2 separate regions of the Homo sapiens genome follow, and region 1 is linked to region 2. A link is a loop called in an ENCODE intact Hi-C map of the cell type or tissue named here. Cell type or tissue: tibial artery. All regions are shown on one strand. Links, peaks and the distances in the headings refer to the core of each region. The heading gives the core; the rest is flanking DNA.

Evidence for each region. A loop is a pair of places that touch in the nucleus more often than their neighbours do. Peaks named below come from ENCODE experiments on the same cell type or tissue, not always from the same donor. Only the 100,000 strongest peaks of a DNase experiment are listed, where the experiment ranks them.
Region 1: it touches region 2 in a loop (2.5-fold over the local background); 19 of 110 quality-filtered maps call a loop at or near these places.

The regions. Positions count from the first base shown.
Region 1 is chr2:215,840,469-215,846,155 of GRCh38, reverse strand. It overlaps LINC00607 (long intergenic non-protein coding RNA 607), which reads left to right and starts at 2,620. Exons shown (of 10, transcript NR_037195.1): 1 at 2,620-2,830. In tibial artery, for the core only: a CTCF peak has its summit at 2,537; a DNase peak (open chromatin) is centred at 2,395; H3K27ac peaks cover 2,888 bases.
Region 2 is chr2:215,442,246-215,447,932 of GRCh38, reverse strand. No RefSeq gene overlaps it. Among named protein-coding and RNA genes, the nearest start is that of FN1, 9.0 kb to the right of the region's middle. In tibial artery, for the core only: no CTCF peak of the experiment used is centred there; no DNase peak of the experiment used is centred there.

The sequences.
Region 1 (5,687 bases), core at 445-5,444, 400 kb before region 2:
AGCTGGATTTCTTCAAGGAAAGGCTGAGAGGTGGATACACCAAATTGCTCAAAAAGAAAGGTCGAGGGAGGGATGTTAAATGAATTTCCTCCCAGGAAACTCTAGAGGAGGATTACAGTAAACATGCACAATTTCAGATGAGGGACAGCTCCCTGAACTCAGGGCTAAAGGCGCCCACGGAGCCTTGGATGGAAACTTCAGGATAAGGCAATGGTTTCTGTGCCTTCTAATTTCCTGGAAGGAATCACTTTGAAGTTGTCGTTTCTGAAAGTGTCAGTTACATCCAGCTAACATGATTATTAGATACAAAACCAAAGGCCTTTCTTCACTCTATTGGAAAGAGTCATTTTTGCAGGTTTGGAAGTTGTCATTTCCACATGGACAAAAGATAGAGTGCTAGATTCTAGCTATGAGGGGAGGCGAGAGATTTGTGCTAAAGAAAAACCTCTGTAATGGCATTATTTTTTCTAGAAGGTGAGTTTTCTTTGATCAACAAATATACTGCTTCTGGGACAATGATATCTCAATTACTCCCCAGATATTTTCTGACACAGCTGCCAGAGCTGGCAGAATTTGAGGTGGGTGAACTCCCCCCATCCCTGTCCTCACTACTTACAGTAGCCCATATTGAACTTGCCTCATTCTGCTCTCTTCTGCTGTTTATGAAACCCATTTAGCGCTTAATTACACATTGCCTAGAACCACTGCCTGTATTAGGCAGAGCTCTTTCAGGCAAGAGTCAGGAACCCAAATTAACCTACTTCAGAAAAAAAGAGAATGTATTTGTTCACGTAACAAAAAGTCCAGGGGGTAGTTGATATCAGGCACATCTAGATCTTGGGACTCAATTGATGTGGCCAGGATTCATCACTTCTCCTAAGCTGCTTCTCCTCTATGGTTTGACTTAGGCAGGCTCTTGCCATGTGTTAGCAAGATGGCCCCAGAAGAAAGATCCTCTTTCATAAAAGTTCCAAAAATGGAGTTGATTAGCATTCATGGAAAGTTTAATATGTACCAAGCATGGTTTTAAGCACTTTGCCTTTATCGTCTTACCTAAACTGTCTCACCATCCTATGGCTAGAAATTATTTTCCCAATTTCCTACCCAAGAAACTGGAGCCATCAAAGAGCAGATAACTTGCCAAGTTCTTACACCTGGTAATTAGTGAAGCTAGGATTTGAACCCAGGTAGTCTTCTGCTTAACTACTATACTGTATTTGAATCTACTCATATTGGGTTGGTTTGGATTATATGCCCATCCCTGGGCCAATTACTGTGGCCATGGCTGGGATGCTCTGACTGGCCAGGCTTGGATCGCTGTTTACTCGTACACTGAACATAGGTTCAATTCTACCCAAAACAAGTGGACTGAGAGTGGAGGAGACATGTGTTTTCCCGAAGGGAAACCAGAAGGGAAAACAGATTCTGTGCAGAACAAATCATGTGATGTCCACTACACTGTCCATTGTTTCACATGTGTTGGTTTCCTCTAATAAGAGAAACATATAACCCAACATTGGGTACACATTAGATGTTGAATGATTGATTCATTGATGAACTATTCTTTTAGAGAGACGGATTTTGAGGTTAAGTAAATGTTCTTTGTTTTTTTTGATATGGGGTCTTAAGGCTCTGTTACCCAGGCTGGGGTGCAGTGGTGCCATCTTAACTCACTGTAGCCTTGACCTCCTGGGCTCAAGTGATCCTCATGCCTCAGCCTCCTGAGTAACTGGGACTACAAGTGCGGGCCACCACATCTGGCTAATGGTTTTTTGTTTTGTTTTGTTTTGTTTTGTTTTTGTAGAGATGGGGTCTTGCTATGTTGAACTCCTGGCCTGAAGCGATTCTCCTGCTTTGGCCTCCCAAAGTGCTGGGGTTACAGGCATGGCTACCATGCTCATCAAGTGGCTCTTGTTGAACTTGTAATATGTTATGCTTCTGGCAAAAGAACTGGAGATAAAAAGTGTTAAGTCACCATTGATTTCACAGTGGATCATTTTAGGGACCATGAGCTTGTTGCCCAGAATTCTGTAGGAACATTTCAAATGCCATATTTGTACATATCTAAGTGACTATCTTAGTATGCAATATGAGGTTTTCTAAAATGTCTATAAGCAAGCCAATATAGTGAACAATAACCTCACTATGTTTCATTTAAGAAATTCATGGGAAAAGACCTATGGAAGGTGAAGGGAGGAATTGTCGGGCTGTCAGGGGAAAGAGTGAAGAACTGTGGAATGAGCTCCCTGCCTGGGGCCAGGAGGAGGGCTGGGTAGTACAAGCTGGGATGGAGTGAGGGGGAGACTCAACAGTAGCCTAATACTGAAGTGGAACTTCATGTTCTGAAAGCAAGTTGGCTGTGTGACTTGGTTTAGTCACTGGCTGCCAGAAGAACCATGATGAGTAATAGAGGTGGAAATATGACACACTGGCAGATGGAGGCCGACAGGAATGCCACCACTCCATTCACTCATGTTCCATCCAGCAAATGAAGTATCACGAGCACACGCCAGAGGAACCAAATTCTCTAGGGTGAGTCAGGTATAGCTTTTTGAAGAGGTGACCTTTAAACTGAGACTAAAGACAAGTAGGATTTTACTAAATGAATAGGATTTTACTGAATCCAGGAATTGGAAGGAAAAGAAAACAGTTCTCTATTCATGCTAGTTAACTAATCAATTCAATATGTATTAACTGAGCACGCTACATGCTAGGCACTCTTCTAAGTGCAGGGGAGACAGCAGTGAAGAAAGCAGACAAAGTCTCTGAACTCCTGTGTCTTCTATTCAAATGGGGAAGATGAACAATGAACAGATAACACAAATAGAAGGTATGTCAAATGAAAATAAGTACAATGTTGAAAAATAAATCAGATTAAGTAAGGAAAGTAGGGAGTGCTTGGGAAAGATAGTGTTATTTTGTGCAAGGTGGTTGGAGAAGTTCTCTCAGAAGGTGATGGTTGAGCAGAGACCCAAAGGAGGTGAGAGAGTGAACCATGAGCCTATCCTAGGGAAGAGTATTCCAGGCAGAGGGAGCAGCTGGAGGAAAGATCCAGAGGTGGGACATGATGGTGTTTGAGAAACACACCCGTGGGAGCAGAGTGAGAGGAGGGAGAGTGGTGGTGGTACAATAAGTACTTTTAATGGGAAAAGAAGTGGGGGCCAGAGGATGCATGGTCCTAGACACGACCTGAATGCCTTTGGCTTTCATTTTGAATGAGATGAGAAGCCAGTGGAAGATTTTGAGCAGGTAGGCTACAGACGTGACCTGTCTTATATTAAAATATAAAGGATTGCTTTGCTTGCCATGTTGAAAATTTACTATAGAGGGGCAGGGATGGAAGCTGGGAGACAGTTTGGAGGCTAGAGCAGTAACCCAGGAAACGAGCATGGTGGCTTGGGTCATGGTGGTGGCAGTGAGTTGGTGAGAGGTGATGAGATCCTGGTTGTATTTTGAAGGCAGAGCCAGCTGGACTTGCTGAAACAAGCTGTAAGAGAAAGAGAAAGGAGTCAAGAGTGGCTCCAAGACTGACTTGAAGAAATGGAAGGAAGACCATTGTCATTTGCTGAAGTGGGAAAGGCTGTGGGAAGAACAGGTTTGAGAGGGAAGATCAAATCAATTTTGAACATGTAATTTCAAGACGCCTGTTAGACACCCAAGTGATTGGTTTCTGGACTGCCTGCCTTCTAGTTGTGGATTTTGGGAAGATGAAAACAGTGCTTCTGATCATCTCTGACTCTAGCACTTAAGAAACTGACATACATTAGGAACTTAACAAATTTTGTTCAGGGCTTGTATGAATGAATAATGGGAGATAAGATTGGAAAGGAAACATAGTGCCAGAACATGAGGGGCCTTTATTGGATGGGGAATGAGGGGCATTGAGGTTTTCCAGTAAGGCAGTAACATGGTCAGTGCTGAGACACAGGAAGACAGGGGAAGACTTACCTGGTAGGTGTCCCATCCTGCCACCAGCCCATTCAGAAACCTGCCACCACCAAAGAGCTGCACTCTCAGAACCTTCCTTTCAGTCCCAAACTTTCTTTTATTTTCTTTTATTTTTTATTTTTTTTGAGACGGAGTTTTGCTCTTGTTGCCCAGGCTGGAGTGCAGTGGTGCTATCCCGGCTCACGGCAACCTCTGCCTCCTGGGTTCAAGCAATTCTCCTGCCTCAGCCTCCTGGGTAGCTGGGATTACAGACATGCACCTCCACACCCAGCTAATTTTGTATTTTTAGTAGAGAAGGGGTTTCTCCATGTTGGTCAGGCTGGTCTCGAACTCCTGACCTCAGGTTATCCGCCCACCTCGGCCTCCCAAAGTGTTGGGATTACAGACGTGAGACACCGTGCCCGGCCTGCTCCTGAATTTTCTATTGTTTTGACTGGCAGAAGCCTGACAACACACTTATAGCTCTATAGCCCTTTGGACTAGGTGTTCAGACCAGGGTTTCCCTGAACTTGAGTCTTGACTTCCTTTAGCAGATAAGTTTATTGCAGCTGTACCCAAGTTGCAGCCCTGTGGAATCCAAGCCTTGTTTCTGGCTGCTTAGCCAGGCCGCTGCTTGACCTGAGGGGCATCCAGATGTGTGGATGTGTGGAGGGACAGGACAGGAAGGAGAAGGGAGGGAGGGAGAGGCCAGCTGCTGAGGTCACAGGGCCACAGACCCTGCCGGGCTGGCAGGAATGTCCAGAAGAGAGTACAGACTTCTTACAGAAGGAAGGAAGGAAAGCAGGTATACTGACATTGATTTGTTCCATTTATTTTGAGTATTACACATGATCATAAACTTTTATCACATGATAAATTTTGCACTGAACATTATTTCAGTTGATTCTTTATGAGCTCTAAACCCTTTACAATTTTTCTTCACGTGGACTTTTCTTCCCAGTAGGATTCTCACAGATAATTTTTCACAATCAGCTCTTTTTCATTTGCTCTGTGTGATGTTATCTTGAATAATGAATAGCCACACAGACTCAAGGAAAGTACATTTTGAAGATAATATTTCATTTTTTCTTTGCTTGTAAAAAAAAAAAAAACAAACAAACCTCACAAAACAAAAAACCCTAAACCTATAACCTTGTTTGGTAGTAAAAATAATTTGAAGACAATAGTTTATGTCACCCAGTAGAGAGATTGCTTTACACTTTTCTTAATACAGTATTCATTCATTTGTCATTTATTTCAATTTTTGTCTTTGTGGTTATTTTTACCCTTCCTCTTTTCAGTTTCACCTCAACTCTTGGCAGCTTGGTCAATCAGCAAAAAAGTCTGCAGGTGGGATCGGTGGGCAGTAGGTCTTAAGAAATCCACACAGGGTTGATAATGCTTTAGAAATAATCTAGAGCTGGCCGGGCACAGTGGCTCACACCTGTGATCCCAGCACTTTGGGAGGCCGAGGCAGGTGGATCACCTGAGGTCAGGAGTTCGAGACCAGCCTGACCAACGTTGTGAAACCCTGTCTCTACTAAAAATATGAAAATTAGCTGGGTATGGTGGCAGGTGCCTGTAATCCCAGCTACTCAGGAGGCTGAGGTAGGAGAATTGCTTGAACCTGGGAGGCGGTGGTTGCAGTGAGCTGAGACCACACCACTGCACTCTAGCCTGGATGACAGAGTGAGACTCCATTTTTTTTTTTAAAGAAATAATCTAGAGCAGAGCCATGCTCTGCTGTGCACAGTGGTCTC
Region 2 (5,687 bases), core at 303-5,302:
CTAGGGTAATACAAAGTACCATAGAATGGAGGCCTTAAACCACAGAAATGCATTGTCTTACACTTCTCAAAACCAGAAGTCCAAAATCAAGATGTCAGCAGTGTGGGTTCCTTCTGAAGGTTGTGAGGAAGAATCTATTCCATGCCTCTCCTCCAGCTTCTGGTGGTTTGCGGTAAATCTTCGTTTCTCCTTGGCTTGTAGATGCCTCACCCTGATCTTTATCTTCATCTTTCCTGGCATTCTCCCTGCCCGTGTGTCTGTTTCCCTCTCTTATAGGACAGCAGTCATATTGGATTGGGATCCACCCTGATGTACGTGTTTTAACTTGATGACCTCTTTAAAGATCCTATTTCCAAATCAGGTTACATTCTGAAAGACTGGGGGTCCAGACTGAATTTGGGAGGGACATCATTCAAACCATAACAGTTCTCTTAGCAGGTGCTCAAGAATATTTAACGGAAGACTTGAATTTATTATTTAAAAACAAATGGTAAAATATTATGGGAGTTTAGCTTAGAAGCTAAAATTCTGCGTGGAGTTTATGGAAAGCTAGGAAAAGAGAGGAAACTCGAAAGTAGAATTGCAAATACCAGGGCAAAGCTAGTAAACAAATCACATGCAGTCAGCAGGAACAGAGCAGCTGAGCAACTAGGCATGTAAGGAAGGTAGTGCATCATACTGGTTACTATGAAAGCTGGGCTGCTGTAACAAAGCTGCTCAGTAACACAGGGCCTTCTACAATAAAGGAGGGTGTCTACTTCTCATGCAACAGTCTCAAAGTGAATGGCTCATGTCAATAGTCAAGGTCTGCTCTTCATGATAATTCAGGTCCCAAATTTTCCCAAGGCATTTTGATCATCTACATGGTTAGAAGCTGGGTGTCCTCTGTGTTGTGTATTTCAGCTAGTGGGAATGAACAAGGGAATCTGGAGGAGTGACGTTATTAAACTAAGGCACAGAACCAGAGTTGGGATAGATCGCTTCTTCTCACAGTCCACTGATGAGGAACTATTTCTATTGCCATGCCTAACTACAAGGGAGACTGTAAAATTTAGCCTAACTGTGTACAATGGGACTAACTGTGAAAGAAGAGAATGGATCTGTGTGGGCAACTAGCAGTCTCCACCACACAACTTAAAAAACTTCAAATGGTAGAAAGAAAAAAAAAAGTCTTTCTAAAAGGAATTAATTTAGTGCCTACAATCAAAGAGTTTACAGTACTGTTGGGGAAAAAAGAATCAATATAAAATTTTTGAAAGAGCTATAATAATATGCTGGCCTGTGTGGAAAAAAAAAAAAGTATAGGTAAAGTCAAAATGAGGAGAAGAAAAATACCAGATTGGGCCATAAGAATTAGAAAAGGCCCATGATCATTAATCTTGCCACTAATAATCATCATCTTTCTGTTGGTTTTCTCACTTTTACACAGAGATAACAATCACCATCAGTGACAACTTCTCACAGAACATAATTTATATCACCTTATTTACATACTAATTATATTAAATGATAATAGATCTCATAATTATCTACCAATTAACTTAATAACTATTTAATTCAACACATAAAAAAGCCATGGTTTTAGCATTTATTTCCTGTGATGTCTTTTCCCCCATGAGTTTGAGATTAAACTTTTCTTCAATTTTACTCTTTGATATCTTGTTCCAAAAAAATAAAATTTCTTTCCAAAGCTCAGACTGATAGAAAAGGATTTAATGCTATATAAGCTAAAAGGAAATATTAAAACAACAGTCAAAATATATGTAATAAGTGGAGAGGGGTGGTGTAAAAAAAAGAAAAAAGAAAAGATAAAATGTACGTAATAGAAAATTGTCAAAAGTATGTCAATACTTGTCAAATTGTATACAGGTATGTGGGGCTTATGAGATGGCAATTATATCTCAATAAACCTGTTTTAAAAATCTGAAGGGAACATTTCAGAGAAAATTGTGTGGACATGTTATTTAATTTTTTAAATCTTGAGTCATTGCCCTCTTAATTACCTATAGGAGAACAACCAGAACCACAATTTGCTAAGCTATTTTAACTGTTTGTCTAAGTTGTAACTTTAAGCAACATTAATTGGTCCGCCATTAAAACTTAAATTTGAAAGACAAGAATAGATAATTAAAAAACAAAAATTTTCGTTAGTGAAGGAAAATACCTTCTAATTTAATACTTGTGTCCTTAAGTTGAAAAACTAAGTTCCCCAGAGAAGTTTTAAAAATATCAGTGCAAACTTGGTTTTCTAATTGTAATTCCATAGTATATTTACTTTATATTGTTCTTCAAAACTGAAATGTGTTTACAATTTGGGTCTATAAATATTTATATTATTTTGCTTTAAAACTTAATTGGACAAAGAAAATGGGAAGATTAACTTAATGTGTAAGTTGGTAAAGTATCAGGAATCTTTCAAGAATTTATTGTCTGCCAGGTGTGGTGGCTCACATCTGTAATCCCAGCACTTTGAGAGGCTGAGCCGGGTGGGTCACTTGAGGCCAGGAGTTCAAGACCAGCCTGGCCAAACACAGCGAAACCCCAACTCTACAAAAAAAAAAAAAAAAAAAAAAAAAAAAAGAATTTATTGTCAACTGACAAAAATGTGACCATTTCGCTGTAAAAATAGAAGATAAATTATCAAATATCTTTAAGATGAGCTGTAGTGAAATACTGCTCATATATAACTAACAAAAATATTATAATCACTTTTAAATTCAAACAAGCCAAAATTAATGGATTCTCTAGTTTTTGAAAAATAAGTAATGTAAGTTGAGGCCAGGTGCAGTGGCTCACACTTGTAATCCCAGCACTTTCGGAGGCCAAGGCGGGCAGATCATTTAGGTCAAGAGTTCGAGACCAGCCTGGCCAACATGGTGAAACCCATCTCTACTAAAAATACAAAAATTAGCTGGGCGTTGGGGTGGGCACCTTTAATCCCAGCTACTGGGGAGGCTGAGGCAGGAGAATTGCTTGAGCCCGGGAGGTGCAGGCTGCAGTGAGCTGAGATCATGCCACTGCACTCCAGCCTGGGTGATAGAGTGAGACTCAGTCTCAACAACAACAATAATAATAATAGTAATAATAAGTAATTGTTAAGTAGAAAAATCTATAGAATACTATCAGTTTCAATGCATTCCAGAAACAGTTGTGTTCCCTAATATCACATTTTATTCTATGAATAAAGATATGACAGATTTTTGTTTGGTTTTGACAGAAAGTCTCTATAAGGCATAAGTGATACTAGTCTACCAGGTCTGTCCAAGGTTTTCTTTCTTGAGAAGGAATTTGTGTACACTAATATTGTGAACACCTAGGAATTTACCACATGCTGAACTAGAGCGGATCTGAATAAGCTTTCCTCGACTTTACATGCTCTCAGCTAGATTATTTCATATCTAAAATGAATTTAAAGGCAAAACTTACATTTTTACATGTGTGAAAAATATATAAAAACCTTTAGCTTTTACATATATTGCATTTGTAGATTTAAGAAGCACTTTAAAAGATGAATCTCTTTCTGATGTGCCCCGATCTCAACTTCTTTGCGTGAACCAAATTACCTGGACAAAATCAAATTATTTCCAAGACAGTTAAGACGTCGACATGACCATGCGTGGTGGCTCACACCTGTAATCCCAGCACTTTGGGAGGCCAAGGCAGGAGGATCACTCAAGCCCGGAAATTTGAGACCATCCTGTGCAACATGGCAAAACCCCATCTCTACAAAAAATACCAAAACTTTGCCGGGCATGGTGGTGTACACCTCCTATAATCCCACCTACTCCGGAGGCTGAGGTAGGAGGATTGCCTGAGCCTGAGAGGTGGAGTTTGCAGTGAGCCAAGATCTTGCCACTGCACTACAATCTGGGCGACAAAGTGAGACCCTGTCTAAAATATCATAAATTTAAATATAAAATTCTGGTTTCTTTTCTCCGTCATTGTATGATGACTATGTCATTTGCTTCTATCATCTGAGCGTTTTACTTTGGGAAAGATAGAGTGTTAAAAGCGCATGCATTCAGTAGAGAGAAAAAAATAAGACCATGTAAGTCATGGGAAATACAAAGAAATCACAGCATGATTAATACTAGTTGCTAAGTTTGGAAAAGAATTCGTGTGTCCTAAGTCTATTCTGCTATAATTTAAGACTTAAAACTATGGGGTGGACTGCTCATGTCATCATTGGATGGTTAGAATCTGGATCGTCGCTGGGCATGGTGGCTCATGCCTGTAATCCCAGCACCTTGGGAGGCCGAGGCGGGTGAATCACCTGAGGTCAGGTGTTCAAGACCAGCCTGGTTAAAGTGGTGAAACCTCATCTCTACTAAAAATACAAAAATTAGCTAGTCGTGGTGGCGCATACCTGTAAGGCTGAGGCAGGAGAATCGCTTGAACCCGGGAGGTGGAAGTTGCAGTGAGCCAAGTCACGCCGTTGCACTCCAGCCTGGGGAACAAGAGGGAAACTCCATCTTAAAAAAAAGAAAAAAAAAGAATCTGGATCCCCGGGGTTTTAGCAGAAAATGGAATTAAAATGATTTCCATCGGGAGAATTTTGTGAAAGCACTGTTACCCCAGTGTGGGCATGACCAAGGAATAAAAAAGGGATGCTGAGGTTCCCAGGGACTAGCAATGTAGGCAGTTTGTCACTCCTACGGCTGCCATCATGGGGAAGGAGCCAGCGATAGCTGGAGCCTTGGAGGACCAAAGCCTGGGGAGGACTGCTGTCCTAGAGCAATGTTTCTCCCTTTTTCTTTTATGTATTAATGCCCTACCTTATACAACCCTCCAGGAAAGAAATGAAATTTAAAGTCTATCTAATATGATAAATTCATGGCCAGGCATGGTGGCTCATGCCTGTAATCCCAGCTCTTTGGGAGGCCGAGGCGGGCGGATCACCTGAGGTCAGGAGTTCAAGACCAGCCTGGCTAACATAATGAAACCCCGTCTCTATTAAAAATACAAAAATTAGCCCAGCATGGTGGCTCATGTATGTAGTTCCAGCTACTTGGGAAGCTGAGGCAGGAGAATCGCTTGAACCCGGGAGGCAGAGGTTGCAGTGAGCCAAAATCTTGTCCCTGCACTCCAGCCTGGGTGACAGAGCAAGATTCTGTCAAAAAAAAAAAAAAAAAAGTGTTAAATTCACAACTAAGGAATAAAATTTTTATTAGGTAGGGTTGAAATTTTTTAACCACTCCCCTTCTACCCCAAGAACCCACTTTTACCCTCTTGGGGCACTGTTGCCCCATTGATAATGCAGGTCCTAGGGAAAGGCAGCTGCCACTAGAACTCTGGCACTGAAGCCAGAACAAGGAGGGAGTGGGCAGGAACAACTCTCATCTCCGTCCTCTGTCCTCCAGCAAACAGAGGAAGCAGCCCCGCAGTTCACAGGGTCAGGCCCAGGGCCCAGAAGCAAGGCAGAACGATCTAGAGGAAGATAAAAAGTAACTGCCTGAGAGTGTTTCCAACGTTCTTTTAACATATAGGGCAAAGTCTCTTTGGGGAAAGCCATGTATGTCTTCGGTAAGAGCAAGAATTTTGTGTCAGGAGGACCGTGATTTCAATTTCAGCTCTGTCCCTTTCTTACAGCATAAGCTCTAGGACCATCTTTCAGCTCCGAGCTTCAGAGAGTAAAATGGCACTATTGATATCTACTTCTGGCAGTAGCTTTGAAGATAAAATAAAAT